Regions from separate parts of the Homo sapiens genome. Here all the other regions are linked to region 3. The links are chromatin loops, found by intact Hi-C in ENCODE. Cell type or tissue: chondrocyte. All regions are shown on one strand. Links, peaks and the distances in the headings refer to the core of each region. The heading gives the core; the rest is flanking DNA. Region 1 overlaps LOC124903900 (a long non-coding RNA gene). Region 2 holds the start of LOC105378623 (a long non-coding RNA gene). Region 3 overlaps SPOCD1 (SPOC domain containing 1).

Region 1 (10,527 bases), core at 1,468-9,467, 330 kb after region 3:
TTCAACTAATATCATATCCAAAGCCATTCTGTTTTCCCAGGCCATTTGGCTAGTGGACCCTAACTGTTCCACTCTTCCATTGACAGCATCTTTAGTGTAATTAATAAACCGTTGTTGATTGTAAAAAATATAGTTTTTCCAATCTTTGTTTTTATTAACTGTTATCCATGGGAGGATAGATTCAAACCCTGCAGCTATTTGGAATCCCTAGCTTTATATTCATCTGGTACACCCTGTGGAATGCTAATTGCATCTAAATAGACGTGGGGGTTGAAAGACCAGTAAGGGGCTTCTCTTGTTTTACGATGTCATGTTTTTTCTTTTTCTGGTTGATGAAATGTCAGGGTAAAAGGGACAGCCAATTGAACTAGAGCACAAGTACCACTCCAATTATTTGGCAGAGTGTCCAGTAAAGGTCCTCCACAATACCACCAGACATCTGCTCCGGGATGAATAAGGACGGACTGATGGGTCAGCTCTTGGCAGTGCCTGACCTCACTGCATCCTGTTAAGTCTCCAAGGAACACCAAATTTTCCCCTTGTCGTTGGAGACATGAGGTAAAGTTGCTCTTGGAAGATGGAGGCTGGATGGCCTGCGGGGGCTGACCCGCAGGATGCTGCACTTCAGGAAATAGCAGAGAGACAGTTTGGCACAGTTCATTATCCCAGGCTGTAGGATTTTGAAAAACAGCTACCATGCAGTCCATGTCTTGTCGATTAGAGGGCCATCTGAGTGGAAAGGGGACAATCTGGGCCTCTGGCCTACCATGTGTAGGAGCGTAACAATCGCTTTTATTTAAAGTGCAGATGGAATATTTAATCCATTCTAGCCAGGCATTTACATCCTGATACCCTGTCTCAATTGCTATGGTTTGCCTTAGGTTTTCTACTTTTACTACGGAGATTTTGGTTTTGTCATTGTGTCTGGGAGGAGTGATTGATAGAGGTTGAAGAAGCAATAAAGCATATTTCAAAAATTCCCTTACTATCTTTCCTGAAATGTCAGCTCCCATACCATAAATATGACTTAATGAAGGGGAAGAGTTTTCAGATGTTGCAATAGTAATAGTAAGCTGTATAGGATTACACTGGTTATATTGACAGCTAGAAGGAGTAATTCTTTTGGTGAAATGAATATATGGTTTTAAGGACTGACAAAGACCCGTGGAAGCAGTCTATCTTAGACCTTTAGTGTTCCATAGGACATTAGACCAAGCAGAACATAGAGATTCTGTTTTAGAGGGACAAGAGTCTGATTCCCACCAATTAATACAACTAGTATTCTCTGGATTACTAGTATCCTTGCAGGAACTCAATATGTCTTCCCAATCTGAGGAAGTCCAAGAGGGACAGAGATATTTTTCCGAAGTAGTAAACTGTCTTTGGTTATGCAAATCTCCACAGGGTATAACTAAACAGGCATCAGAAGTAATAACTTGAGGTGAGTTAGATCTAGTTACGTTAATAATAAGATGGGGAGTAGTTAAAGGGAAGAAAAGAAAAATAAAAGATAGATAGATTAAGCTTTTCTTAACTTTAATTTGGTAGGGCTTGATCCTGGAACAATGACCCACGATTCCGAAGGTGATGACGTTTTCTTGACTTGGGTGTGATGTGTTCATCCTTTTTCTGCTGTGCCAATGGCAGTCTCGGTGGTTAGCAGCACGAGGTAGGGTCCTTCCCAGGCTGGCTCGAGTTTTGCTTCTTTCCGTCCTTTGATGGTCCCCAGGCTGGTGCTGGTGTACTGGAAATTCTAGGGGTGGTGCCTGTGCTAGAAGACCTCTGGTTTTAAGTGAAAAAAAGGTAGAGGAGAGACCAAGTATATAATTTCTGAGAAACTGATCCTTTGATTCAAATGTGGGGGCATGAGCAGTGGAATATAAGTAAGGCAACCCATATAACATTTCATAAGGGGACAGGCCAACATCTTTCCAAGGGGAGGTTCTAATCCTTAATAAAACAATAGGAAGGCATTTAGCCTATGGCAACCGGGTCTCTAGGACTAATTTAGTTAGGTGGCTTTTAAGGGTTTGGTTCATCCTTTCTACTCTCCCTGAGGAGGATGGGTGCCAAGGAATGTGATATTCCCACTTTATGTCTAGTACTTGAGCCAACTTTTTAATGATATGTGCAGTAAAATGGGTTCCATTGTCTGAATCAATGTTTTCTATTAGTCCGAACCTGGGTGTAATATGTTCAATTATTGCTTTAACTACATTACTAGCGGTTGCACTTGAAAAAGGGATAGCCTCTACCCAATGGGTGAAATGATCTACTATTACCAATAAATACTTTAGCTGACCAGGTGGGGGCATTTCAGCGTAATCAACTTGGACACTTTGAAATGGTCTTAGTCCTGGATTTCTTCCTCCAAGTGGTAATTTTCTTAGGGCTTGTTTATTTGTTTTCTTACAAATTAGACAACTGTCTTTAACTTGTTTTGCTAAAGTATAAATCTCAATATACCCATAAACCCTGAGAACTGCATCACACATAACTTGGGGCTCCAGTGAGTTCTTTGATGTAGTTAAGATAAAACCTCCCTCAAAAGAGGCTTAGATAATATTTCTTTCTGGTCTGGGAGTATCTATTTCCCTTCTGAATTCCTTTGAGCTCCTATTTTTACTAATTTTTCCTTCTCAGTATGACAGAAAATAGGAACTACAGTGGGAGAAGGAAGACAAGGAGTTAAGTGAAAGATGGTGTCTCAGAGGAAACAGCAGCTTGCTTGGCTCTTTGATCCACAAGAGTATTTCCTCAACTTTCAAAATAAAAGTTGTGTTGGTGTCCTGGAACATGGACAATGTCTATTTCCTCTGGTAACTGAAGATTATTCAGGACACAATTAATGTTTCATAAGCAAGATCTTGACCTTTACTATTAATAAGGCCCCGTTCGGCCCAAATTTTTCCAAATGTGTGAGACACCCCAAAAGCATACTTAGAGTCAGTATAGATGGTTCCTACCTGGTTCTATAAGTATTTTAGGGCCTGGCTAAGTGCAAATAGCTCACAGGCTTGGGGAGACCAACTATTGGGTTATCTTCCTGATTCAACTTCTTTGAGAGTTTCCCCATCGATTACTGCATACCCATTATGTCGTTTTCCCTCAATTACCTGGGAGGAACCATCTGTAAATAAAGCTGCCCTGTCTTAAAGGGGGTTTCTACTAAATCTGGGCTGACTTTCGTATGGTAGTCAATTAAATCTAGACATAGGTGTTCCCTTTTTAGCAGTGGGTTCCCTGTCAAGAAACCCACTGGGTTAAGTGAATTGTCTGTAGTTAAGGTTAAATCATCTTTTTCTAATAGGATAGCTTCATATTTTAAAATTCTGGAGTCAGTGAGCCATCTTCCTGCCTTTTGGCTTAGGATAGCTTGACTTGTTGAGGTGTACTCACTGTCAGATATCCTCCAAAAGTTAATTTCCTGCTTTCTTCAACCAATATCACCGTGGCCACAATGGATTGAATACGCTGAGGCCATCTGCAGGCGACTGGATCTAGAACTTTTGACAGGAAGGCCACTGGCTGTCGGCAGCCCCCATGTTCTTGGGTAAGCACTCCTAGAGCCACTCCATTATCTACGTTAACAAAAAGATGAAATGGTTTTTCTAGAGAGGGTAGGGCCAGGACAGGAGCAGTTATGAGTCTTTCCTTTTACTCCCCAACCTGATCAACCTCTTCAGAAGTCCATATGAAGAGATCAGGTTCTCCTTTAGTTAGCTTCTCATATGGAAGTTTACTTTTTAATGCATATGAGTCAATCCATAAATGGCAGTATCCAACTAACCCTAAAAATTTCCTGAGTTCTTGCTTGGTTTGAGGCAAGGGCAAAGACACAATTCCTTTGACCCATTTGGGTCCTATTCTTCCTTTGTCTGCATTTATTAAATGGCCTAAGTATTTAACTTCAGGTTCTACATATTGAAGCTTTCTCTTTGAGACCCATACCCTTCAAACTGTAAGTGGTTAAGAACGTGTGTAGAAAACCCAGCTACCTTCTCTATGTCTTCTCCAGATATAAGAATATCATCCACATATTGGAGCAAACGTAGCTGCTTTGGGACAACAACTTTTTCTAATACTTGCTCTAAGATTTGACCAAAAAGATTGAGTGAATCTGTAAATCCTTGGGGTAAAACTGTCCATCTATACTGTTGTTTCCATCTTGAATGGGGACCTTCCCATTCAAAAGTAAATATATCCTGGCTGTCTTCAGCCAAGGGACCTGCCCAGAATGCATCCTTTAAGTCTATTACTGTGAACCACTGATGACTGTGTGAAATTTTACTAAGAATGGTGTAAGGGTTGGGTACAACAGAATGAGTGGTCTGGACTATTTGATTGATAGCTGTAAGGTCCTGCACTAGTTGGTATGACCCATCTGATTTTTTGACTGGTAAAATTGGAGTGTTGTATGAGGACATACAAGGTTCAAGTAGTCCATCTTTAATAAGACTCTCAATTACAGGCTTTAACCCTACCCTTCTTCTAAAGGGATAGGGTATTGCTTTCTTCTCACTACCTCCCCTGGAGTCCTTAACCTGATATGTATTGGAGGAATTCGTAGCTTTCCTCAGTTTCCTTCCCTTGGCCAGACATCGAGATGAATGGACTTCTCATCTGCTGTGGTAAGCAAATTTAAGGAAGTTAGAACACCCTTTGGGCCAACTTGCAGACCTATACCTAGTTTTAACATTGAATCTCTCCCTAACAGATTGGTTCCTGCTTCAGGAATTAACAAAAGTTGAATACAAGTTGACTGATCTTGGTATTTTGCTTCTGTATTTTCTAAAACTTTCTCCTTAAATTCTTCTCCTTTTACCCCAGAAACTAGCAATTCCTCTGTAGAACAAGTTAAATCAGCTGGGGGAAAACAAACAGACAAGCAAGCAGCTCCTGAGTCAATTAAAAAGGTGATTAATTCATGTTTGGGTCTCACCTCTAAATGTATCAAGGGTTCCTGGTGGGACTCAAAATAGAAAAGACAGAGCCCCTGACCCCCCTATTCCTCTTCAAAGGTAGTCATGAGTGGAAGAGCTTCTTCTACTTTTTCTAATTCCGGACATTACCTATTAAAATGGTCTGGTCTTCCACATTTGTAACATCTGTCTTGTCCTTCCTCTCTCCCAAGCCCAGGGCCCCTTTGTCTTTCCTCCTTACCTTCACATCCACAGCCCTTACAGCACTTACTTTGACCTTCTCCCTTAACGTACTGATCTTGCCTTCTTTCTCTTTGCATTCCTGAGTTCCCTGACTTTCTTCTTTCACCTTCTCTAGAAAACTTTGCAGGTGTGGGTCTAAACTTAGCCCCTGGTATCATTTGTCCTGGTGAACTCTGTCAAAAGATTTTTGCTTTCTGTCTCTGCCTTTCTTCATCTCTACTTACATATACTTTTTGGGCTTCTCTCAAAAGCTCTTCTATTGACCGATTCTTCCAATTTTCCAGTTTTTGCAATTTTCTTGCAATATCTGGCCAACTGTTAATAATAAAGTGCAACTTTAACAATCCTAGCCCAAAGGGGCTTTCTGGGTCTAAACCAGCATATTTTCTCATCTGTTCCCTCACTCTGTCTAGAAACTTCATAGGCCCTTCATCTTTTTCTTGCTGTATATCAAAATCCTTAGAGAGATTTTGAGGTCGGGACACTGATTCCCAAATTCCTCTAACTATCATTTCCCTTAAATCTCTCATGTTATCCCTGTGGGCTGCAATATTGTTATCCCACTCCAGGTCTTGGCTGGAAATTTTGGTCTGCTGCCAGAACATTTTGGCCCAGAGGATGGTCACACTCCCAGACCACCACAGCAGCTCTGCGGATCATGTTCTGCTCTTCCCCTGAAAAGAGGATACCTAGGATGGACATTAATTCAGCCCAGGTATATAACTGCGGGCCTAAAAACTGATCAATTTGATCTGCCACTCCATAAGGATCATCTAATAATGGCTTGAGTTCTTTTTTTTTAAGACTTCGGACTTCGGAACCAGTTAAGGGAGCATTTACAAGGCAAATTGCCCCCCCTTGTGGTACCTCCCTTAAAAGAAAGAACTTTGAAGATGAATCCTTAGAAGTGGGGAGGGGGAAAGGAAGACTCTGAATATCCTTTCTACATTGTTGTATTTCCCGTTGAAGTCCTTTCTTTAAAGAAGGATATTCAGACTGACAAAACTTGGGTCCCTGGGACAATAACTTCCAGGAGTCCGGGTTGTATGGGGGAGGAATAACCTGAGTATGAGGATCCAGAGGAGAGTCTGGAACTGGGTCTGGGATGGGGTTTGGGGCGGCGGCAATTGCTTGAGGAGGGAGTGGTGGGTTTTTGAGAAGTGGGGGATGGTGGTCTAGAGGGTCCCACTTACTCGTGGATGTCTTAGAAGTAGAAACTTTGTTCTCAGATGAGACAGCCTCTGAGTCCTTTTTACCTTCTAGTTCCTTCCCATCTATTCTTAGCGGGTAGAGAAGAACGGCCCCTGCCGCCAGCACAGAGCATAGTCTATTTCTTCTTGTGAGAGAGGACTCTTGTCATTAACATACATTATTAGGAGTTGACAAACCCAGTCCCCATCCAACCCAAACTTTGGCCAGAAAACTGTGGGCTTGAGGATTGGCTCTTTAGTCCAAATAAAGCAGCAATACTTTATCATTTGCTGCTTTCCCTTGAGTTTAGTCCTCTCATTGTCTTTCCAATACTTTAACATAAGCCCTAAAGGACTATCGGTGGGGGGGATTTGACCATCTGCATTCTTTCCCTTCCCTGTTTTACTAGAAATATTCCCTATACTGAGTACCAGTTAGACTCAACCTCTCGACCCAGAGTTTTCTTGCTTATCCCGTTTTCCAGAGGCTTGCTTAAAACAACCTCACGTATGGCCGGGCGCAGTGGCTCACACCTGTAATCCCAGCACTTTGGGAGACCAAGTCGGGTGGACCACGAGGTCCGGAGATCGAGACCATCCTGGCTAACATGGTGAAACCCCATCTCTACTAAAAATACAAAAAATTAGCCAGGAATGGTGGCGGGCACCTGTAATCCCAGCTACTTGGGAGGCTGAGGCAGGAGAATGGCATGAACCCGGGAGGCAGAGCTTGCAGTGAGTGGAGATCGCACCACTGCACTCTAGCCTGGGTGACAGAACAAGACTCCATCTCAAAAAACAACAACAACAGCAACAAAATAACAAACAAACAAACAAACAAACAACCTCACGTGCTTGAGGTTTTTCACCCTTCTTTTCCCAGGGAGGATTCTAACTATTCCCCCTCACCTTCTGGAGGTCTCTTTCACTCCTTTCCTTTTGTTTTGCCCTCTCTTACCTCTAAGCCATATGAAATGATTACAGAATTTGCAGAGAGGACCCACTCACACCATACTCACGCATGCACACTCACACTCAACCTCCAGAATTTTGACCATCAAGGAAATACTTTGTCACCCCCTTGTGATGTTTCTTACCTTGGTATGTGCACAGAATTACCTGGTCACAGCAGTGTTGCAAGCCCTTCTTTCCCCGTGTTGCTAAGAGCCCGGGTTTATTCATTGCAAAGGATGGGTTTTGATCTCCAGCCCTTAAGGCCACCACAACAAGGCAGTGGGGTATGCCTCCCTGAGGGGGTGACCAAAGACCCCTTCTGAAAGGAGAATGGGAATCCCAGAGGAGCCTCCAGAACTGTTAGAAGTAAATGCTTATTCCTCAGTGCCACAAGGAAAAACTAGCATTCAGACAAAAAGTTTTCTCAGCAAGGCAATTTTACTTTCTGCAGAAAGGGTGCTACTTATCAGCAATCTTGCCATGAGAGCACACTGAACAAACAAATCAGGAATATTTATCCCTTACACATTGGATCCTTACTGCTGTGTCCTATCTCCATTGCTTGGAGTCTAAGTCTAAGCTAAATCCGATTGGCTAACAGTCACAGTCTAAGCTAAACCCGATTGGCTAACAACTTAAAACTTTCCTAAATAGGTAAAGGCAATGAAGAACAAAAGGAAAAGAGGAAGTTGCTTGCAAAAGGACTTAGAGAAGTAATAACATTTCCAAATAAGAAAGGGGCATAGGCTGTGAACTGGGACATGCCAATATCTTGGTTAAAGTACAAGGACATAGGATGTACTTATTTCCTTATATCTAACATCTACATAGGATAGGGCTTAATAAAGGGTTATTAGCAAAAAGCAAGAAGGCTTTGAAGGAAGTTAGTCTTTAAAAGAAACTATTATTTCTAACATTTATTATTTATTCTTTAACAAGAAGGGAAACTTTGAAGGAAGAGGAACTTTTTACTTTCCACATTTGCTAAAAGTTAGCAGTATAACATGTATTATCCTAACTTCTAATCTTGTGGCCTTAGGCAGCCTAGTCCACCGACATGAAGGAAGTTTGCTTTGGAGAAAACTAGTTATCATCTCTGACATTTAAAAAAGGAGAATTTATATAAAAAGAATCTTATATGGTAAATTCTTGTCCTAAAATAAATTAACTGGTTGTTTAAAGAAAGGGATGTTTGCAACAAGTCAGAAAGTTGAGGCATGTTGAAGATTATCTGTGAAAGTTGTGAAAAATGTTATAAAGGGGAATTTATGCAAGAAATGTTGTATAATTTAAAAGTAATTAGGCCTCCTGAATGTAAAACTATTGAAGAAACAGTTTATATGCAAGGTGTGTAAGGAAAGTAAAATATACTTTTGGTAAAAGGAGTATAAGAAAGTATAATAATGTGGATTTTTACCTACATTAAAAGGTTAAAAAAATGTGTTTTGAAGGTTTAAGCAAGCTTTGAAACGTTAATTGTAAAGGAAATTCTGTGTGTAAACATATTGGCTAAAGTTAAGGGGGTATCATCCAGTTTTTCTGCGAACTGGACATTAAAAAAAAGCACAACAGGTTTTTCTTAAAGCACTAAACTGCTCTTTAACAAAAATCATAAAGGGTTAAAAAGAGTAAAAATTTTACCTTATGGTCAGACATTAATATTGGATAAATAATGTCTACAAGATTTTATTAAAATTGAGCTTAACATTAATAGCACACTAATATAAAGGTAAAATTTAGCTTATCTGGTATAAAATCATACAGGAAGCATTGTCAAATATAAAGTGGTGTTTGGCTTTCTTTGGTTTAAAAACGAACAAAAATGGTGCTAAAGAAAATTCAGAAGGAAAATGGATATTGCTAGACCAGAGAGAAATGTTATCCAAACCCCTTATGAGGGAAATCTTGTCCCAACTACATCAAGAGACCCACTGGGGGCCCCAAGCCATGTGTAACACAGTCCTCAGAGTTTATAAGTGCATAGAAATGTGTACCCCGGCCAAACAGGTTACAGACAATTGCTTAGTAAAAGATTACCACTTGGGGGAAGGAGTCCAGGCTTAAGCCCATTCCAAAGTATCCAAATCGATTACACAGAGAAGCCTCCAACTGGTCGTCTAAAGTATTTATTAGTAATAGTAGATCACCTTACTCATTGGGTAGAAGCTATTCCCTTTTCAAGTACAAATGCTAATAATATAATCAAGGCATTAGTTAAAAATATTATACCCAGGTTTAGATTAATAGAAAACAGTGATTCAGATAATAGGACTCATTTCACAGCACATGTCACTAAGAAATTAGCACAGATACTGGATATAACATGGGGATATCATACTCTCTGGCATCCACCTTCATCAGGGAAAGTAGGAAGGCATATTACCCTGTGAAGAGTCCGAACTGCTCCCCCAAAAGACAGGCCTGTCCCCTTATGAGATGCTCTATGGATTGCCTTATCTACATTCTACTACTGATCTCTCTACATTTAAAACAAAAGAACAATTTCTCAGAAATTATATACTTGGTTTATCGTCTACTTTCCCTTCCCTCAGAACTAAAGGTCTTTTAGCACAGGTGCCACCCCTAGAGTTTCCAGCACACCAACATCAGCCTGGGGACCACGTCCCTGTCAAAAGTTAGAGAAAAGGAAAAATTAGAACCAGCCTGGGAAGGATCTTACCTAGCGCTCCTAACTACTGAAACTGCAGTCCGGACAGCAGAAAAAGGGTGGACCCCTCACACTCGAGTCAAGAAAGCGCCGCCCCCTCCACGGTCATGGACCATAGTCCCAGAGGAAAACCCTACCAAACTAAAGCTAAGAAAAATTTAACTCTCTTTCATCTATTCTATTACTTCTTTCCTCATTCTATTGCTGACCACCTAGTTATTAATGTAACCAAGCCAATTTTGCCTCAAAATATTACATTTGATGCTTGCTTTGTTATACGCTGTGGAGACTTGCCAAGTCAGAAGCAACTCTCTGCTTCAGAAAAGTATATTTATCCTCCCTAGCTCTCCTTAGACTGGAAATCTGTTAACTGGGATAGGTTAGTTTGAGAAGAGTTTGACGAAGATTCCAGTATAAACTGGGAATCTTGTCCTTCTACAGCAGAGCTTCTCTGCTGAAGTTGGTCCATATAAAATACTATATGGACCTATAAAATACTAAAGAGCGAGGATGGACTGCTCCAACTAGTACTTGCAGTTTCTTAAAACCA
Region 2 (10,527 bases), core at 1,445-9,444, 400 kb after region 3:
CCTCAGGTCCCCTCCCCAGAAACAACCACTGGCACCAGTTTCTTAAGTATCCTTCCCAAAACATCTTAGGGTGCACATTTTTGAGGTTTCCAAACAAATTGCCACCAGAAATTTGCACTCATTGATAGACCCACTGCTAGTGGGAAAGTTTTCTTTTCACCATTTTGCCTACATTGTTCTTTTTTTTTTCTTTTGAGACAAAGTCTCTCTCTTGTTCTCCAGGCTGGAGTGCAGTGGCATGATCTCAGCTCACTGCAACCTCCGCCTCCCAGGTTCAAGTGATTCTCCTGCCTCGGCCTGCCGAGTAGCTGGGATTACAGGCACACACCACCGTGCCCAGCTAATTTTTATATTTTTGGTAGAGACAGAGTTTCACCATGTTGAACAGGCTGGTCTCAAACTCCTGACCTCAAGTGATCCACCCACCTTGGCCTCCCAGAGTGCTGGAATTACAGGCGTGAGCCATGGCACCTGGCCTTGCCTACGTTGTTCTTTTTTTTCTTTTTGCCACGTTAATCTTTAATTTTTTTTAATTGCTAATGAAGTTGAACTTCTTTCCATTGTATTTGTTGTATTATTCATATATATTATTATTTGTATTTTTCATATGTTTATTATTTGTATTTCATATCTGGTGCCAGAATGATATTTTTAAAAAAAATCTGGCCGGGCGCAGCGGCTCACATGTGTACTCCCAGCACTCTGGGAGGCCGAGGAGAGTGGATCACTTGAGGTCAGAAGTTTGAAACCAGCCTGGCTGGTTTCATGGTGAAACCCCATCTCTACTAAAAATACAAAAATTAGCCGGGCATGGTGGCACACGCCTGTAGTCCCAGCTACTCGGGAGGCTGAGGCAGAAGAACTGCTTGAACCCTGAAGGTGGAGGTTGCAGTGAGCCTAAATCGCGCCACTCCACTCCAGTCTGGGCAACAGAGGGGAACTCTGTCTCAAAAAATAAATAAATAAATAAATAAATAAATAAATAAATTTTTTAAAAGAAATCTAATAATGCTCTTGGTTAAAAATTATTAGATTTTTAAAAAAATCTAATAATGCTTCCCTACTGCCTGGGAATAAAGACCCAGCTCCCTAACTGGTCCACAAAGCCCCACATAGCCTGACTCCAGCTGCTCCTGGCCCTTTTGTTTGGACAACTTGCAGTTTCTAGAAACAGCCATGTGGCTTCTCTCCTCCTGGCTCTGGCAGTTACAGACATCACCTCCTCTCTGATGACTTTCAGGCTCACCTCCATCACACATCTCTCATGAAATCACTTGCTTACAGGGCCAGCTTGTATGGCCAGCTTGTATGGGTGTATGACCTCTGCAGAGGGACCCTACGGTTAAGAAGGGCCCCTAGACTGGTTTGATGCTCTGCTGTCGCTGTTTTGAAATTCATAGTACATTTTGGACAAGGGGCTCTGCATTTTCATCTGCACTGGGACCTGCCAAATATGTAGCAGGTCCTGCTGGTTTACCTTGTGCTTCCCACAGATGATGAGACACCCCTTGACCTCAGGGTCAGTCCCACCCCCTCTTGTATCCCCAGTGCCTGGCAGGAACCAAATGAATGCCTAAATTTTATGAATGAAATGAATGAATGGATGAAAACAAAGAAAGAATGATGGCATGAATTAAAGGAAGGAGTCTGTTATTCCTTGAAGAGTAAGGTAGATGGAATTATCAATGTAAACAAAAGTCAAAAAGGCATTCCAAGTAGAGGGAATGACCCCCATGGGCAAGAATTCACTGTGGGCAGGGCTGGGAGGCCCTGGGATTGTGGTTGTACCAGCCTCAGTGGAAACTCCTGAATCTGGAGGAAGTGGGAGGGGTGGGGCCATGGCTGATCTCTGGAAGGAGCTGTTTCCCTGACCCCAGTCAGGGAGAAAGCCCTGGAATCTAGAAGAGGAAGTTCTAATTAGTGCCCTCAAAGGGACTTCTCCTGTCACTGGGGGTAGCAAGCAGTGAGGCCAGGAAGTTGAGGGGGGTCAACGGGACGGCTTGACTCAGGGTTGGGGCATCAAAGCTTGGTGATCTTAATGACCCCAATTAAAGTGCCTTTGCACTACCTGGCCTCTGACTCACGGGTCAACACCTCCTGCCCACCCCGCATTTAGTTTAAAGGGTTTCTCTGGGCCCTAGGCCCTCCCTTGGCATCCTCCCCAACATTCCAGAAAGTGGATGGTCATCAGGCTCCCAGGACCAGTGGGACCAGTGGGAGATTAGGGGCAGCCCCTCAATGGATGCCCTAGCCACCCATGGAGACAGAAAGATAATGACCTTTTGGGGTTTATGGGCATAGGGCTTGGCCTTGCCCGAGCAAGGGAAGAAGCCCAATGGCTGCAAACCCCTTAAAGGGTTTTATATTGCCAACCTGGGTCCATCCACCCTTCCCCTCACCTCCTTCCATTCTCTCCTCTTCATTCCTGCCCTCCTAGTCATAGAGGCTTCCTTTCCAGCTCTTGACCACATCAAGTTCATTCTTGTCTCAGCCTTTGCACTTGCTGTAGTAATCTTACTGCTTGCAACACTCATCCCCCAGATCTAGGCACAGCTGCTTCTCATTAGGCAGGTCTCAGCTAGAAGACCACTTCCTCCCTGAGGAAGTCAACCCTTCTGCACCCCATGGCCTTGCTTAATTTTCAGACTGTCTGAATTGGAATCCTACCTCCATTAGCTACTAGCTTGGGCAAGATACAGAGCCTCCCTGTGCCTCTGTTTCCTCGCCTATACAATGAAGATAACAGAAGCATTTATATCATTACACTGTCGGAAGTAGTAAATGAGTTGACACAGGGCCCTGCACATAGTAGGGCTCCATGCATATTAAGCATTATGACAATCACTGTCTGCCCCCTGGAGGTCACTTTGGGAGAAGAGACTGTGTCAGCCTGCACAGAGCTGTTACCCCAGGGCCTAAAACAGTGCTACATAAAAGGCACTCCAGAAATAGGTATCTAAATCATTGATTCATTTGTTTCTCTCTGGGTATTTTCCCTTTTGCTATTCTCTCTCTCCCAATTCAAGCAGATTGTTGGTTAGGCAGACAACAGGCTTCCGAGGCTGGCAGGGGAGGAAAGATGGAGTGAATGGTAACTGCAGAGACACCTCTGGCTCTGCAGATGGTGGCCAGAGCCCAGTGACCAAATGACCCCGAGCCGCACTGTGAACCCAACTCCGCAGAACAATTCTTGCCTTTCTAGTAATGCCCAGAAGAAGCAGAGAGAGAGAGATGTCAGCCCCAGAAGGGCCACTCAGAGCAAAAAGGACAATGGGTGTTGCAAGGTGATCCATGTAGAAAACATGCCTGGGAACACACACACATGGACCTACCAAGCCTTAGCTGCACGTACATTTATCTCCCATCCCAGCTTAGACACAGCTCCGGATTGAAGAGAAAGAAAGTTCTACTTCTTATACCCCTAAGTCAATCACACCTGGCGCTCAAATAAAAAGTTCCCTTATGACTCCTCACTGAGAGCCTCTCAGAGCCTCAGTTCTGCCAGTGTAAGGTGAAGGCAGTTCCATCTCTCCTACGATGCTTGTGCAGGTTTCAATCATGATAAAAAGTTCCCAAGGGCCAGGTGAGGTGGCTTACACCTGTAATCCCAGCACTTCGGGAGGAAGAGATGGGAGGATCGCTTGAGCCCAGGAGTTGGAGACCAGCCTGGGCAACAAAGTAAAACCCTGCCTCTACAAAACAATAAAAAATTAGCCATGGTGGAGCCGCATGTGGTCCCAGCTACATGGAGGCTGAGGCAGGAGGATTGCTTGAGGCCAGGAAGTGGAGGCTGCAGTGAGCCACGATCGCGGTATTGCACTTCAGCCTGGGATACAAAGCAAGACCCTGTCTCAAAAAGAAAAGTTCCCAAGGACTTGCTGTGTTACCTCTTTTAATCCTCTCAACAACCCTGTGAGATAAGAACTATGATCTCTGCTTTAAAATAAGGAAACCAAGGCACAAAGTGATTGTGTAACGAGGTGAGTTTGAGTAGCTGGTCCAAGACTGAAGCTCAGGTCTAACCCCAGCCCCCGCCACCCTTCCTCTCTACTCAGAAAAAGAAGGTAATCAGAGGGTGTGACAATGTTTGGTAAACGGCAAAGACTTGCGCTGATACGGGATGACAGAAGGCGGGGCGGGCGCGGTGGCTCACGCCTGTAATCCCAGCACTTTGGGAGGCCGAGATGGGCGGATCACCCAAGGTCAGGAGTTCAAGACCAGCCTGGCCAACATGGTGAAACCCCGTCTCTACTAAAAATACAAAAATTAGCTGGGTGTGGTGGCGGGCGCCTGTAATCCCAGGTACTCTTGGGAGGCTGAGGCAGGAGAATGGCTTGGACCCAGGAGGCAGAGATTGCAGTGAGCCGAGGTCGCGCCACTGCACTCCAGCCTGGGTGACAGAGCAAGACTCCGTTTCCAAAAAAAAAAAGAAGAAGAAGAAGAAGAAGGCGGGGTGGGGAGCGGCCCTGGACAGAGAGGGAATGAGGCATGTGTCGCTCAGCACCGGCCACTGTCCAGTGGAGGTGCAATGCCATGCCAGACAGAGCTGTGGTTCTGCACAGCCTGGCCCAGGAGGGCCTTCGCTGACCCCAGTTGACAGGAAAAGAAGTAGCAGCCCGGCCCCCGGAAGAGGGGGAGGGACGCGCTTAGACGCCGGGAGAGTGCACCTGACTGGTGTCAGGAGGTCCGCGTCAAGTGCCAGCTCTGTCTCTAGTTCTCAGGGTGACGTCTGGCTAGTTCCTCTCCTCTCGGGACACCTGTTTTCCCGCCGGGCTCAAGTGCGGATCAATCAGGGCTGGGAGGCTCCGGGAGCCCGCGCGCTCTCCTAGCTCGGCTCCGTAGTGCCCCCCGGTGGACAAACTGGTGCGTGCCAACCTCAGCTCCGAGAAGAACACCCGCAGGAATCGCCCCTTCCGTCTTCAACGCCTGGCCCTGGGTGCACGGAGGAGGCGCGCACATGCCTCATTTCCAGGGCCCAAGAGGAAGGTGAAGGTTCCGAGGAGATCTGGGCGGGCGAGGAGAATCCCCAGGCTCTGGCTCTGACGCTTGTTTGCTGTGTGAATTTGCACTCACCTTCCTCTCTCTGGGCCAGCTTCCCTATCCCTAAGAAAGGAGTTAATAGGATGAGTCCTGACCTGGGAGCCATAAGACTTGGTTTTCAATGTTAATGAGCTTAAGCAAGTCCCTGCCCTACCCTGGGCCTCAGTTTCCCCATCTTCACAAGTTGAAGGCACCAAATGGCCTCAGGACCCTTCTGGCTCTGACATTCAGTAGTCTAAATGGCAACAATGTGTTTAGGAGAATTAAGAGGAGGTGCAAGTGACCCCAAGAAGAGTTTCTTGAGGTCTGGGAGATGATTTTGACTGGGTCAAAAAGTATTAATATTTATAATTATAAATATTATATCATGGGGCCTCTTTTGTTGACAATGCCCTGTGGGATGCCTTTGGCTGGGGACAAGTCCATCAGTGTATAAGAGCCGCTCACACCAGCTAGCAAGAGCAAATTGCTAAAGTTTCAGGCATTTTGCAAGAGGGCTGTTTAACAGTCATTGCTAAAAATTAAATTGTATACTGGGCACAGCAGCTCACACCAGTAATCCCAGCACTTTGGGAGGCTGAGGTGAGAGGAGGATCACTTGAGGCCAGGAGTTCCAGATCAGCCTGGGCAAAATAGTGAGACTTCCATCTCTTAAAAAATCATAATATCAGGCTGGGCAACATAGTGAGACCCTGTCTCTACAAAAAATTTTAAACATTAACGGGGTGCGGTGGCGCATGCCTATATTCTCAGCTACTCAGGAGGCTGAGGTGGGAGGATTGCTTGAGCCCAGGAGGTCAAGGCTGCAGTGAGCTGTGATCATGCCACTGCACTCCAGCCTGGATGACAGAGTGAGACCCTGTCCCCAAAAAATATATATCATCATAATAAAAATTTTAAAATTAAATTGTATACATTTACAATTAAATAAATTATATTAAAACAAAGATATTAAAAATCATCACTTCCTAATTATTTTACTATATTTCACTATTATCTATTCTCTTGAGTTTACCTACATTTATTTTTTTTTCATTTTTATTTATTTATTTATTTTTGAGACAGAGTCTTGCTATTGCCTGAGTGGCACCATCTCAGCTCACTACATGGAGCTGACTGGCACCATCTCAGCTCACTACAACCTCTGCCTCCCAGGTTCAAGCAATTCCCCTACCTCAGCCTCCCGAGTAGCTGGGATTACAGGCGCACACCACCATGCTGGGCTAATTTTTGTAATTTTAGTAGAGACAGGGTTTCACCATGTTGGCCAGGCTGGTGTCGAACTCCTGACCTCAAGTGATCCACCCACCTCGGCCTCCTAAAGTGCTGGGATTACAGGCGTGAGCCCCCGCACCCAGCCCTACATCTGTTGTTATCTGTGTAGTGGAATTATGACATAATGATGTGCTTCTGCACATCTCTTCCTAACTCTTGGCTCCATAACATCGTGGCAGCAGCTTGAATCAGCCGAGTGGGGGTATTTACACCACAGAAATTGGTAAACAGCATATGGGGGCCAGGGAAAATTTTCCCTTTTGCCCTCTGAAGGTTCATGGAAAAATCAACTCACAAAAGGCAGAAAATTGGAGACAAAGCATACAAAAGTTATTATTAACATGTACATGGGAGCCTTCAGCATGAAGACCTGAAGAAAAACAGAAAACTATTCGTTTTTATGCTTAGGTTCAACAAAGTATGGACAGCCATGTAGAAATATGACTGGATGAAAAGGCTATGATCAAATGCTAATAGACTGAGTGAGGAAGCCCAGCAAGGACTTCTGCCTGGATTCTTCCTGGCCTCTCTGAGCATTCATTCCTTCCTTCTGAATATGGGGCAGGACCCACTCTAGAATGAGGATCTTATGACCTAGAGTCAAGGTAGGTAAGATAACTTCTTTTCACACAGAAAGGTGGAGGAAAATCCAGAGTAATGCTTTTAGGTTTTACGGCTGGCTTCGGGGGAAAAGGGGTTTGTTTTCCGTGAAATGTCTTGGGGAAAAGGGATGCTAGCCTTGGGGAAGAGAGATTCTAGTTTCTATGGCTAGCCTCAGGGGAGAATGGAACAGAAAGACAAGAGGACAGGAGAAGGTCAAAGAAAAACTTTTGCTTCTGAGGCCTTCATTTTGGGGTATTGTTGTCTGAGTCCTGATAGGTACAAATAAGGAACTGATTTGTTGTTTTGTTGACTTTCAAGACTAAAGAAAGTGATAGACAAAATGTTAAAAGTGCAAATTAAACTTAATAGTTTGTCAAGTCTGGTGCTAAAGCTGAAAGAAGTTTCTGTTTAATGAATATATCTGTAGAAGGGTGAAAAATATTATAACAGTAGGTTGGGTGCAGTGGCTCACGCCTGTAATCCCAGCATTTTGGGAGGACAAGGCGGGTAGATCACTTGAGGTCAGGAGTTCGAGAGCAGCCTAGCCAAGATGGTGAAACCCTGTCTCTACTAAAAATACAAAAAAAATTAGCTGGGGGTGGTGATGCACGCCTATAATCCCAGCTACTCGGGAGGCTGAGGCATGAGAATCACTTGAACCCGGGAGGTGGAGGTTGCAGTGAGCCGAGATCAAGCCATTGCCGCCTGGGTGACAGAGCGAGACTCCGTCTCAAAAAAAAAAAGAAAAATATTTTAACAGTAGATCCTGTAGCACATTTAATGACAATAAATTTATTAGGAAAATAATTAGCAGATTGGTATCTATGCAATTCAATTTCAAATTTTGGTTGAATTGCAACCATAGGATGGCTACAGATATGAGTTTGGCAAAAATTAATGAAACCATTCTGCCAGAATCAATTGGCTGTATGGAATTTACTATCAAGTGTTTGTATATGGACCAGCATGGTGCCTCCCATCCATAATGCTAGTGCTTTGGAGACCCATGTGAGAGGTTTGCTTGGGGTTAGGAGTTTGAGGACAGCCTGGGCAACATAGCAAGACCTTGTCTAAAAAACAAAACAAAACAAAACAAACAAACAAAAAAACTGTTTAAATGATCTGGGTGTCATGGTACGAGCCTATAGTCCCAGCACTCAAGAGGCTGAGGCAGGAGGATCACTTGAGCCCAGGAGTTCAAGGCTGCAGTGAGCCATGATCGCCCTACTGCATACCAGCCTGGGTGACAGGGTGAGACCCTGTCTCAAAAAAAAAAAAAAAAAGGAGTTTGCATATTGTGTCATTTGTAAGTTAAGCTGTGTGCTACACAGCCTTTATTTATTTTTTTGAGACAGGGTCTCACTCTGTCACCCAGGCTGGAATGCAGTGGCACGATCTCAGCTCATTGCAATCTCCATCTCCCGGGTTCAAGAGATTCTCCTGCCTCAGCCTCCTGAGTAGCTGGGATTACAGGTGTGTGCCATAATGCCCAGCTAATTTTTGTTTTTTTAGTAGAGACTGGGTTTTATCATGTTGGCCAGCTGGTCTCGAACTCCTGACCTCAAGCCATCTGCCCGCATTGGCCTCCCAAAGGGCTAGGATTACAGGCACGAGCCACTGTGCCTGGCCTACACAGCCTTTATATCAGTAAAATTTATAATAAATATATGTCCATATATAACCTATACATTTGGATTTTTGAGAAACTAGTTTTCAAATATTTATTGTCCAGCAAACCACTGGGCAATTCCAAGCTTAATAAAGTCCTTTCAAAGCACATTTCTTATCAGGAAAGCCATCTCCACTCCACTAGGGGATGTACACAGAGACAAACAACCTCAAGCTTCCACTGGGGATACTCCAGGACACATGTAAGCTCCACGGCTTTGGAGTCTGTCATATTCAAAAATGACCATAAAACCAACACATTTAGGAGATTTGCGGCACTCTCTTCTCTTTGATGTTTTCTAATTCAAGTGCCTTAAATAAGGCCCTTTGACTACAAGGAACAGAAACTGTCTCAGGCTAACGGAAAGAAAAATCAGGCGTTATCATAAGGATTGGGGGAGCAATTGTGGCCCCTTGTGGAGCTGGATGGCTTCTGGAGCTCAGCACTTTCCCCCTCTTCACTGCCTCATTCTTCTCTACTCCTGTAGAGAGCTTTCTGCTTCTTTTCTTCTGTGTAAACCGCAGTGAATGTGAAGGTGGCTGCTTTACAGTTCCCAAGATTACCTGTTCTCAGTTCAGGGGCCAGTCCCAGCCAGTGGAATGCAGATTCCCAAGCCCCAGACAAAGGACCTGATTGGCCTACTTGGATCAGATAGGCATTCCTGGATCAGTCAGTCTCAGTTGCTTCTGAGGCCTTCATTTTGGGGTATCCCCTCCGGGAAGCTGGAGGGGCAGGAGTCAAAGCATACAAACATGGCCTCAGGGGCCATACCTAGTAGGGAGCGGCAACTCTCAGAGAAGGAGGGTGGGGCTCCCGAAGGTTTGTAATGTTGAACTAAGTCATAAATGAGGCCCGCTGCGTGCCCAGAACACACACCGGCAGAGCAGGTTTCCTTGCATTCTCACCATTGAGAAAGCCCTCTATCTAGGCTGGGTAACCAGCTGCCGTGTGGACTGTCCATTATCTGACAGTGTATGCTATCAGTGAAAATGCCTTTATTACATATTTGACAATTTTGTCTGTAAAAAGGTAAAAAGGACTATCTCTCATGCAGACATCTTCCAAATATTGTGACTGTAGTGAAAGAAAATCATCTGTTCCACCAGCCAAGTGACCATCCTGGGGACTCCTGGGACTGACCACGGACCCCAGTCAAAAAGACGCTGCATCATAATCACCTTTTTTCATCATTTCACAGAGGACCTGAGCTCCTCAGGGGCAGACCCTGGAACCACTGGGTTCACAGTGCCTGGCATGCCCAGTACAGTCACATCAACAACTGACAGACCATGCTGTCTACAGCAGGTTAAAATTCCGGCTTCCTCTCCTACTAGCTGTGATCTTGCTCAAGTGACTTAACTTTTCTGTGTCTCAGCTTCCTTACCTATAAAATGGGGATAAAAAAATATTACCTACTTCAGGGCCGGGCGCGATGGTTCACGCCTGTAATCCCAGCACTTTGGGAAGCCGAGGAGGGTGGATCGCCTGAGGTCAGGAGTTCGAGACCAGCCTGGCCAACATAGTGAAACCCTGTCTCTACTAAAAATACAAAAAATTACCTGGGTGTGGTGGCGGGTGCCTGTAATTCCAGCTATTCTGGAGGCTGAGGCAGGAGAATCGCTTGAACCTGAGAGGCAGAGGTTGCAGTGAGCCAAGATCGCGCCACTGCACTCCAGCCTGGGCAACAAGAGCAAAACTCTGCCTCAAAAACAAAAAACAAAAAACAAAAAAAATTATCTACTTCATAGGGTTGTGGGATTAAATGAGTTAGTATTTATAAAGTGTTGGAACAGTGCCTGGCACAGGTAAATGTTCAACAAGTGTTAGGTTTTTTGTTTTTTTGTTTTTGTTTTTGTTTTTGTTTTTGAGACGGAGTTTCGCTCTTATTGCCCAAGCTGGAGTGCAATGGCTCGATTTCGGCTCACTGCAACCTCCCTGCC
Region 3 (10,527 bases), core at 745-8,744:
CATCCTGGGGCCCCCTACCCATGGAGGCCTCCGGGCACCCCCAGCCACGTTTTCAGCCTGCCCCTCTGTCTTCTGCCTCCCAGGGACCGCAGATGTTCATGGACTGCAGCCCACAGGCCCTGCCCATCGCATCAGAGGACACCACGGGGCAGCATGACCACCACTTCTTAGACCCCAACTGCCACATCTGCAAGGGTGGGAGGGGACACGGGAGGGGTGCAGGGGTGGCAGCCAGGCTGGGGCTGAGCGTGCAGTTCAGCAGCAACAGGGATTTGTGGCCTGGGGAGAGGGTGGCAGAGCAGGGGTGCCCGTGCCCCAGGTCACCTAGAAAAGAACCTGGTTCAACCCTGGCTCTAAAGCCCTGGGCTGGCTTCAGCGCTGCTGCTGCCCCTGTTTCAGCTCCTGCCTCTGCTATTTGCAGACTGGGAGCCCTCGAATGAGCTGCTAGGCTCCTTCGAAGCCGCCAAGAGCTGCGGGGACAATATCTTCCAGAAAGCCCTAAGCCAAACTCCTATGCCTGCTCCAGAGATGCCCAAAACCAGGGAGTTGTCTCCCACGGAACCACAGGACAGGTGTGGGGTTGGGAGCAGGGAGGTGGATAACCCAGCAGGGTTGAGGGGGAGGCCACCACCTGGTGCAACAGACATAGCACTGGCTTTTCCTGTGTGGCCTTGGGCAAGTCTTCCCTCCCTTGGGAACCTCACTTTCCCCATCTGTGCAATGGAACTAATCATCCCAGCCTCCTGGCAGCCCCCTGCACAAGGCCAAGCTTGGGCCAGTGTTCCAGTCCCCACAGTAGGGACACAGGATCTGCTCTGAAAAGAAAGGAGGTGCCGGGGAAGTCCTCATGGCCTGCTCTGTCTGGCCCTGTCTTCTGTCCCTCCCTCTAGGGTCCCTCCATCTGGGCTCCATGTGCCTGCTGCACCCACAAAGGCCCTGCCCTGCCTGCCACCCTGGGAAGGTGTTCTGGACATGTTCTCCATCAAGCGGTTCCGGGCCAGGGCCCAGCTGGTCTCGGGACACAGCTGTCGGCTTGTCCAGGTGCACCTGCCCTCCTCGCCAGGGATTCCCTTACACACTGACCAGCCCAGGCAGCCTCTCTCTCTCTCTCTCTTTCACTCATGCATTCTAAAACAATTCATGGGCACCCCTTTCTGTGCCTGGCCCTGTGCAGGGCATGGGGGCAAATGAGATGTTGGTCCCATTCCTACAGAGACAAACAGGGTGAAGGACTCCCTGTCACCCATAGCAAGAAGGGCCCAAAGGAGGGTTTTAGGAGTGATCGTTGAGTGACTTAATGATCAGCTAAAGTGTCGGATGAGAGCAGAGGATAGAGGAGGGAGGGAGGGGCTTTGGAGAAGTTGTAGATTAGCCAGTACAGGCTGCAGACCTCCATGGGGCAATTAGAGCTTTCTGGGCAGCCACTGAGGGTCCTGGAACACTGCCTGCCCATATTTGCCACAGGCTGCAGCCTTCCAGGTGGCTGGGAATGCGTCCACCCTGAGTGGGTGGGAAGCTGGGGAGCTGACTGGCCATCCTTCCTGCCCCTAGGCTCTGCCCACCGTGATCCGCTCGGCAGGCTGCATCCCCTCCAACATTGTCTGGGACCTTCTGGCCAGCATCTGCCCAGCCAAGGCCAAGGTACCTGCCCACTCTTGGGCACCCCCTCTTTTCCTAGTACCTTACTCCCACCTCCCTCTCCACTTCTAGAGCAGAGGCCTGGCTTGGATATCTGGGTCTAGTTCCCAGAGTGACTGCAGACTCACTGTGTGACCCTGGACAGGTCCCTCTGTTTCCTCCTCTGGAAGATGGAGACATACTTTCTCACGGGGTTCTCAGGGGTTTCAGGGAGCCCAGGGGTGTTGGCAGGAGCAGAGGATGACTGCGCTTACAGCTGCTCTCCTCCTGCCACCGCAGGACGTCTGCGTGGTCAGACTGTGCCCACATGGGGCCCGGGACACCCAGAACTGCCGCCTGCTCTACTCATACCTCAATGATAGGCAGCGCCACGGGCTGGCCTCTGTGGAGCACATGGGGATGGTCCTGCTGCCCCTGCCTGCCTTCCAGCCCCTGCCCACCAGGCTGCGCCCTTTGGGGGGCCCAGGTGAGTGCCTAGTCCCCATACCAGACCCTGCCTCTGCTCACTTGGTGACCAGACCAGGCACGGTTGACACAGTCACCCAGTAGAGGCAGGCACATCTCAGAAGGGAACTCCTCACCCAGCCAGGCAAATGTGAGTACAATGACAGTAATAGCTCACGCTTGGATATCATGAACTGCATGCCAGCCATTGTTCTAAAAGCTTTACCTAGATGAATTCTTGTAGTCTCATCACCCTATGAGAATGGTACTATTAGACTAGACTGTCCATCTCATAGAAGAAGAATCTGAGGGAGGAAGAAGGCAAATGACTTGTCCAAAGTCACACAGTCAGTCAACAGCAGAACTGGGCTTCACTCTGTTCACACGTTGTGTGAAGCACAACATGGCTTCAGAAACCTGGCCCCTAACCACCACACCACACTGCCTCTCAAGGTAGGCACCCCTGAAGAGAAACTCCAGGGACAGCCACATTTGACCCAGGCAGCAGGACAGAGTCAGGACCTACACACACTTGACTGTAAATGTCACCTCAGAGAGGAGGGAGGGATGTTTCGCCACAGCCACGGGGGGCCGAGCTCGGCCTCTGTGCATGGACACCCTCCACGGCGTGGCTCAGGAAAGCAGCGAGGTTGGCAGTGGGCGCTTTGCCCACTCCTGAGCAAAGCGCTTGGCCTTTTGGGGCTCCATGTCCTGAGACAATGAGGTAGACTTTGAGTCTGTAGAGTCTTCAGGTCAAACAATCCATACCCCAGCCTCAGCCAGATAAGCCTTGATCCCGCAGAGCTCAAATCTTCCGAGACAGCCCCACCTTCCTACTTACTTTTCCCAGCATCTCATGGGCCCCATCTCACTGTGAAGAAGCCCTTCCTGGGATGTAGGCTCCAGATCTGCTGCAGCTAAGCTGAACACAGTTCTTCCCCGCAGGCCTTTGGGCTCTTCCTGTCTCCCCTCTCCTTTCCCCAGGTCTGGAGGTCACTCACTCAAGTCTGTTGCTGGCTGTGCTGCTCCCCAAGGAAGGGCTTCCAGACACAGCAGGGTCCAGCCCCTGGTTGGGGAAGGTTCAAAAGATGGTCTCCTTCAACAGTAAGGTGGAGAAGAGATACTATCAGCCAGATGACAGGAGGCCGAATGTGCCCCTGAAGGGCACCCCTCCCCCAGGAGGTGCCTGGCAGCAGAGCCAGGGCAGGGGCAGTATAGCTCCAAGGGGAATCTCTGCTTGGCAGAGGCCCCCCAGAGGCAGGGGGAGGCTCTGGCCAGAGCCTGAAAACTGGCAGCATCCTGGGCGAGGGCAGTGGCCCCCAGAGCCAGGCTTGCGCCAGTCCCAGCATCCCTATTCAGTAGCACCAGCTGGTCATGGCTTTGGCCGTGGCCAGCACTTCCACAGGGACTCCTGTCCCCACCAAGCCCTGCTCCGGCACCTCGAATCCCTGGCGACCATGAGTCACCAGCTCCAAGCCTTACTGTGCCCCCAGACCAAGAGCTCCATCCCCCGCCCTCTGCAGCGTTTGTCTAGCGCCCTTGCAGCTCCAGAGCCCCCTGGCCCAGCCCGTGACTCCTCTTTGGGGCCTACAGATGAAGCTGGCTCTGAGTGTCCCTTCCCTAGAAAGGCCTGACCCTCCTTACCCACCAGAACAGGGGTTTTGATGCCCTCACTAGTGTTGAAGCCTGTTCCAGAGAGAGGTGGGACTGCAAGGAGAGGATGGTCAGCCCTACCCACCTGCCCTGTTTGAACTTCCTGTTTGACAATGTTTGCTGTTGATTTTTTGTTCAATAAAGAATTTGGTAAAATTGGGATTGCATCTGCTAGCTGGTCAGGAGAGCCCCTGGTCCTGGTCAGATGTGGGTTGAGTGGGTGTGTCAGTGAGTGTCTTGTGCACAAATGTGCAGCCTTGCTCATTGCTGGTCTGAGGTCCTGAACCATCACTGCGCCCCAGGGCACAGCTATTGCCACGGTGGTTTCTGGAAGCATTTTGCAAGTATTCTGAACCAGGAGGAAGAGGTGGTGGTGGGAAAGAAAGTAGGACCGAGGTTGGGGGTGGAGAGAGAAATGGACAGAGCCTTTTGGAGGGTCACAGACATCAGACATCAAGAGATTGCTAGAGAGGAAAAGATAAGCAAGTTGCAGTGGACTTTAAATTTTTCAGTTAATACTAAGATTTTTTTTTCCTTTGACTAGATGGGGAAGGATAGTACATACCTTCACCATATTCCCTCCGAGTCTCTGTCTATGTGCTTCTCAGGGATCTCTGTGCACTAGTGTGCCTGCAAGCATGTGAGAGTATCTGTGTGAGTTTCATGGCCTGCCTGTGTGTAGGTCTCTGTTGAGGAAGTCAGGAGATCCAGATTGGGTGACTCCTCTCTGTATCTCTTGCCAGATTCCAGAGACTGGTGTTAGAAAATGTCAAAGGTCTTAGCCTTGGTGGTGGGCATTCAGGGTGGGGTTGGAGACTGGTATTAGGGTTGGACGGTGCTGCCTTGCCTTGGGCCTAGAACAAGCTTCTAACAGCAACTGCAACTGTCAAGCGTTTCATGTGGGGTGTACCTCGAGAGAGCTGCATCTGCGGACTGATGGGGGAACCAGCTGCCAGGGCCAACCAACCCAGCGTGGGGAAAGGGGCCTGGCTTCCAGGAGAGAACCTCTCTAGAACCCCACCCTTCGCCCCGGGGCCAGAAGGGCCCTACCCGCTCTTTGCTCACCCCTTCGCAAAGTCCACCCATGTACAGGCCTCACCCTGGCCCCTGCTGGACTGGAAGGGGTGGGGCGATGGTCGGTTGGGGGAGCCCTTCTTCTCTGCCCCATGAGCTCTGCGGCTGCCCTACCCGCGGACGACAGCAGAGGGGGCCCTCGGCCTTGGGATGGAGGTCGGGGCTGGCAGGACCGGAGTCAAAGCGGGGGGTGGGGCGAGGTGCGGGAACTTAGCGCAAGGAGTTGGAAGCGGGGGCGGGGTAGGATGCGGGTGGGGTGCGGGTGAGGGGTAGGGAGAGGGGGCTGGACAGTTGAACCGGGAGAGGGAGCGGGGCTCCTTCGGGAACTTTTCCGGCTCGAAATGGCCTGGGAGCGCCGCAGCCTCCGCGCTCTATGCAAATGACGCAAATTACTATGCAAACCTACAGCTTGGTTCTGAGCCCACAGTTTGGGTGGTTTTCCTAATGCAGTTGGTATGGAGGGAAACGGGTGTGCACTCCCTCCCCTCCAGGTCCAGGGCTTCCTCCGGAGAGCCGCCAGAGCCGCTCTCCTGGAACACGCAGGCAAGAGCGAGCTCTGTACCCTGGGCAGGGATTTCCTTTGGGAGCTTCAGTTTTCCCTTCTGTAAATGGGGGTGATAACGCGGCTCTGTAACAGCTCGCCCGTGGAAGGGCTGTAGGTGGGCCCCGAAATCCTGCAGCCTGCTAAACATGACACCCTCCCCCACCCCCGCCACCTTTTGGCCCCAGTCCACGAGCCCCTTGCCCCTCTCTCTCTCGGCAGAAGCCTGGAGCGAGGATTAGGCATGACGTTGCTAGGGGGCGTGACTGACGGTTGCTAGGCTCCAGGGACGTTGCTATGCAACGCTGGGCGGGGCTTGTTGTTGCTAGGCCGGAGCCGGAATCGCCCGGGACCCGGAAGGGACACCTCGCGCCCTGGGTTTTAGTGGAAGGCGCCCCAGGCTACCAGGGATCGCGACACTGCTCTCCCGGTGACTTTCTTCGGGCCTGAGCTTCCCCCGGCTGGACGCAGTTTCTGAGGGTCCTTCCGGTTCACACTCTGCCACTCCGTGATCCTCTTGGCTCCGGAGTGAAGAACCCTGCGTCTTTGTGCACGTGTCTGTGCGCCTGCCTGTGAGGGGGGTGGGGGTGCAGAGCGGGTATCGCTTTTGGATTTCCATAGCAACTGCTCCTGTGTCACCCCATTGCTCCCAAAGGTTTGAGCGGTTGCTTGTACAAATTTACATATATCTGCATGTCATTAACATAGAGGCGGGGCCGGAACTTGTTTGGGCAACTATCCCTGGACGGTTCTCTTTGCTTCTTCCTCATCCCGTCTGATAGGCATGTGGGCTGCGCATGCGTGAGTGTTTAGCCTGTCCATGTTCTCAGATGTGGGGTGGATGAGTGAGCTGTGACAGTGACCATCAGTTCCCTTTCCCCACGTCCCCTTATTGAACCCTTAGCATGAATCCATCCAGATATCCCTGACTGAAGACACCCAGCTTCCCAAGCAATGCCAGGCCTTGTTGGCACTCCAATTCCTTTTCTGGCTGTGTGGCCTTGACAAGTTTAGTTACCCTCTCTGTGGCTCAGTTTTCTTCTCTGTAAACAGGGATACTAATCTCTAACTTACCAGGTGATGGGAGGGTTTAACTGGTTGCCACTTTTACACACACTAATTGCTGCTTTCTGGCCTACAGTAGGCACTCAGTGGTGCTCCCTTCCTCCCTCCCTGGAGCCCAACTCTTCTCAGAACCCAACCAAAGCAAATCAACTTCAGTTGCCGCTTAAGACATGACAACTAGACACCAGAAGAACTTCCAGATGTCAGGGCAGACTGGATTTGATGCACAGGATGAGGACTATTGTTTTCTCTATTTGTCCTTCTTGGAAGCTGGAGGTCAGGTTGGTGAGTGTGGACCCTCCTACCGCCTCCCCCTTATACCCTTGTCTCTCTCAGGGAGCCCACTGGTTTCCAGAAAACTTGCTTTCTTGTCCCAAAGGCCTGGAGCCTGAGACGGCTGTAGCAGTGACAGCTGAGCTTGGGAGGCCCGAAGACCAGGGCAGAGCAGGTGGTGGCTAAGGAAGTACCTTCCAGGACTGAGGTGTTTGGGATGGAGCAGGACTGGGATGGAAGGGAGACTGAGAGCAGAAACTGCTTGGAGAGCCACATGTCTGTTCCTTTACCAGAGAGGACTGGGGAACCCTGGGGCCACCCCCTTGCCCTTTCTGAGCCTCAGTTTCCCTGTTGTAGGCAGTAAGGACTCCTCTGTTTCAACTTGTGTGGGGGGTAATAAGTCAGCTCAGTATGGAGAACCTTCTCGTTGCTGCAGCTATGTAACAGTGCCATGGAGGGAGTTCCCTGTTCTTTGCACTGTGCAAGCAGAAGCCGAGAGGGACCCCTTAAGTGTGCTGGATAGGAGCAGCAGAATTCCTGGAGGCTCTTGTTCATTTAAAAACTGGGGTTGGCTCCTATCCTGTGTGGAGGAAGATTGTTGGTGATGGACAGGGATGTAAGAACTGGGTTCCAAGGGGTTGAGTGGCTTCCTGGAGGAGGTAGGACTGCATGGAGACCATACTCTGCAGTTGTCACTCTGACTGCTGTATGCAAGACTGCTGTCTGCTGGTGGATGGCGGTGGGCCAGCCAACTGTGCTCCACAGGTGAGGGTTCCAGGGACAGGCTGTGAGCCTGGCAGTGTCCGGCTGGCCCGCCTGTGTCCCACTCTGGGGGCCAATTAAGTCTCCATCCCTAGTCGCGCCGATTAACAGTTAATAAGGCAGCAAACACCTGCAGCTATGGAGGCGAATTAAGAGCAACAGTCGGCATAATACACAACCCGATAAGTGAGCAATTAACAACCGGAGAAAGATTAATAGAAGCAATTACGTTCCTACTCGGAGCTCTGTAAATACAACTGTCAATGGCCAGGGTATTCAGTTCAGTCCTGCCTGGCCCCACCCCGGGCCACAGCCTCTGTTGGCAGGGGTGCCCACTGAGCCAGACTGTGGATCCTGGACCGCAGAGGCATGTACACAGGCACAGATATGCAAATGCACACAGAGATATACACATCCAGACATACTTAGAGAGGTGGCCCACAGAATGCAGTCATATAGATATAAAAATTCCCCACTGTCTCACATACTCGCATTCACAGACGGGTACACACAGACACACATAGGGCCTTCCAGAAGCATACACAGAGATACACAGAAAAATACCCACAGTGTCATAAAGATACATTTTCACAGAGCTAGAGCCACACAGACTACCAGTGACACTCACATATACAAACAGACGTGTAGACACACACAGATTTTTACTCATAGGGTCACATATGCATGCAACCCTCCTGTGATGCCCTTCAGAGGGTTGTCCATAGTGGGTGAGGGCGGCAGCAGGGCCCTGGACTGAGAGAGAACTGGAGTGAACTGGAGAGAATTGAACTGAGAGAGAACTGGAGGGTGGGAGGGGACACGGGAGGGACAGAATGTGTGTGAAAACATGCAAGTGTGTCTGCATGCATGTGACTCTAAGCATGTGCATCTTTGCAAGAATGTGTTTCACCCATGTATGGGCACATTACTGTGTGTAAACATGCATGTGCCTATACGTCTGTGTGGCTGCATGAGGTGAGTGTCTCATGATGCCTGGGTATATGTACGTGTACTGTGCCCAGCAGATCTGTGACTACACATGTGGGTGTCTGGATCACGTGTGATCACGCTGTGCCAGTGTCCATGTCTAGGTAATTGTGTGCCTGTACTTCCGAGTGGCTTTACATGTGTCCTGTCTCTGTGCTGGGGCCAGGGAGGGACGCTTCCCTGGGAAGCCTGGGATGGTGCCTGAAAGCAGAGTTGTCCCCCCACTGCCCACCACCGGAATGGGGCTCAAGGACAGGCAGGGATGCTCTCAGCCTGACTTGGCTTCCCTCACAGGGACTTCAGCCCCTTTCAAGAGATTGACATGGAGGTTAATTTCTCCTGCTTGAAAGCTGAGCCAGGAATTCACTGAGCACCTTCCTCTTAAAGCCACAGCTCCAGTCCCCACTGGGCTCAAGCCCTCCCCACCCTTGTCTCCACCCTGAGCTTCCCTGGGAAAACCCCCAGACGTGAGACCCATGCACTTTGCTCGCGTTCTGGGACATACACTGTCATGCACAGAATACAGTCATGCAGACACACAAACATGGCCAGTCACGAATACGAACACATCACATTTTGCTTGTGACACCCCGACCTAGCCAGTGTGTGCACAGGCTGGCCACACACACAAAATCCCACACAGCTGCACCCCCACATGTCCACTTGCCCATCACTCTCTGAGATGAGCCGAGTGCCAAGCCGGAGGGCCCAGAGGGGTATCCTGCGACAGGTCCCCCCACCTTCCCCAGCCTGGCCAGATGGTGGAGGCTGACAGGCCCCAAGGGAGCTCTCCATCACCGCTAACCCGCTGGCTGCCAGGCGGGCACTGAGGCCTGGCTCCGCCAGAAGTAGGCTGGGGTGTAAATAAGGAAGTAATGAAGCTCATCAGCCTCTCCCCTCAGCCCCCACTGCCCCAGGCCAGGATAGAGCCTGTCCCAAGGTCTCTCATTCACACTCAGACATCTACAGGACACAGAAGGACTTGGATGCATGTGGGCATTCTCCCTCTAACGCCACAGGCACAGGGGCCCCTTCTGCAGGGTGAGCCACTCGCCAGGCCACAGCTGACCTTGCAGAGAGCCTGCCTCCCCTATCTGCCTCCCACCATCTAATCAAAACAGGCAGAAAACAATAATGTTCAGGGAAACAGATCTGAGGGCCCCAAAGCCAAAGCATCTGCCTGTCAGTCTGTTCTTCCATCAGTCCGTCCAGCCTTCTGTCTGACTTTTATTCGCTCAGTCCTTGTTTTTCATTTATTCACTTGCTCATTCAGTCATTCAGCCAATAAAGACTTTAAACAAATCATGACATTCAGTCCAGTGACCTGGCTGCCCTCCTGGCATCCTGGCCTGGGGGTGCAGGAGCTGGGAAAGGAGAAAAGGGGGCCTGGGCTATGAGGGAGGAGGAAGAGGAAGTGGAGGGGATCCCCATTCCCTGCTTCTTGCTCAGTCTCTTAAATGAAAGAGAAGGGGCTTCTGCAGCTGGAGAGAGAGAGAAAAAAAAGCCAAATCCTAGAATAATAGATAATAATAGCTAACGCTTACGCACTGGTACTCTGTGCCAGGCACTGTTCAAATTGCTTTACATGAATTAACTCAGTTCATCCTCATAACAACTCTGAGAGGCAAGTACTATTATTAACCCTACTGGGGGGCACAGGAAGGTTAAGTAACTTGCCCAAGGTCAAACAGCTTGTCAGAGCCACCCCAAGTGTTTCAAGAGCCTAGGGCAACAACACAAAAGGAGGTCCCCAGCCCTCCGCCCACCTCCCTTCTCATCCTACCTTGGGCTCCATCCTGCAGTATAAGGGCCCTTGTCTGCATGCCGGTGGGCACCCCAACACTGCAATCCCTGCTAGGTCCACACTCCTGGCAAACAGCCACCCTTTGGGCTTGAGGAGGAAGGACGCACATGGGAAAGTGGCTCTATAGACCCTGGTTGTTGGCTTAGGCCTCCTTGGGCAGGGAATTCCAGGGTCATGGGTTGGAATATGGCCTAGAAGGGGACTGGAGCTCCAGGTGGACCCTGAACCTTTGAATTCCTCACCCCCATGCAGAAGAGGGCCAAAGGATGTCATCTAAAATGGGACC

The links. A loop is a pair of places that touch in the nucleus more often than their neighbours do. Peaks named below come from ENCODE experiments on the same cell type or tissue, not always from the same donor. Only the 100,000 strongest peaks of a DNase experiment are listed, where the experiment ranks them.
Region 1: it touches region 3 in a loop (2.4-fold over the local background); 2 of 110 quality-filtered maps call a loop at or near these places.
Region 2: it touches region 3 in a loop (4-fold over the local background); 13 of 110 quality-filtered maps call a loop at or near these places.

The regions. Positions count from the first base shown.
Region 1 is chr1:31,455,711-31,466,237 of GRCh38, reverse strand. All of the region lies in intron 1 of LOC124903900 (a long non-coding RNA gene), which reads left to right. Among named protein-coding and RNA genes, the nearest start is that of SERINC2, 48 kb to the right of the region's middle. In chondrocyte, for the core only: a CTCF peak has its summit at 6,005 (motif pointing left); no DNase peak of the experiment used is centred there.
Region 2 is chr1:31,389,132-31,399,658 of GRCh38, reverse strand. It overlaps LOC105378623 (a long non-coding RNA gene), which reads left to right and starts at 9,829. Exons shown (of 3, transcript XR_947141.3): 1 at 9,829-9,892. RefSeq lists a silencer at 4,663-4,957. In chondrocyte, for the core only: CTCF peaks have their summits at 2,664, 2,863 (motif pointing left), 4,625 and 4,855 (motif pointing left); DNase peaks (open chromatin) are centred at 4,549 and 4,846.
Region 3 is chr1:31,783,792-31,794,318 of GRCh38, reverse strand. It overlaps SPOCD1 (SPOC domain containing 1), which reads left to right. Exons shown (of 16, transcript NM_144569.7): 11 at 84-195; 12 at 422-572; 13 at 891-1,041; 14 at 1,552-1,641; 15 at 1,918-2,104; 16 at 3,028-3,897. The coding sequence ends at 3,716. Among named protein-coding and RNA genes, the nearest start is that of ADGRB2, 25 kb to the right of the region's middle. RefSeq lists silencers at 4,927-5,216, 5,547-5,596 and an enhancer at 5,382-6,157. In chondrocyte, for the core only: a CTCF peak has its summit at 4,928; DNase peaks (open chromatin) are centred at 988, 2,018, 4,908, 5,668 and 4 weaker places.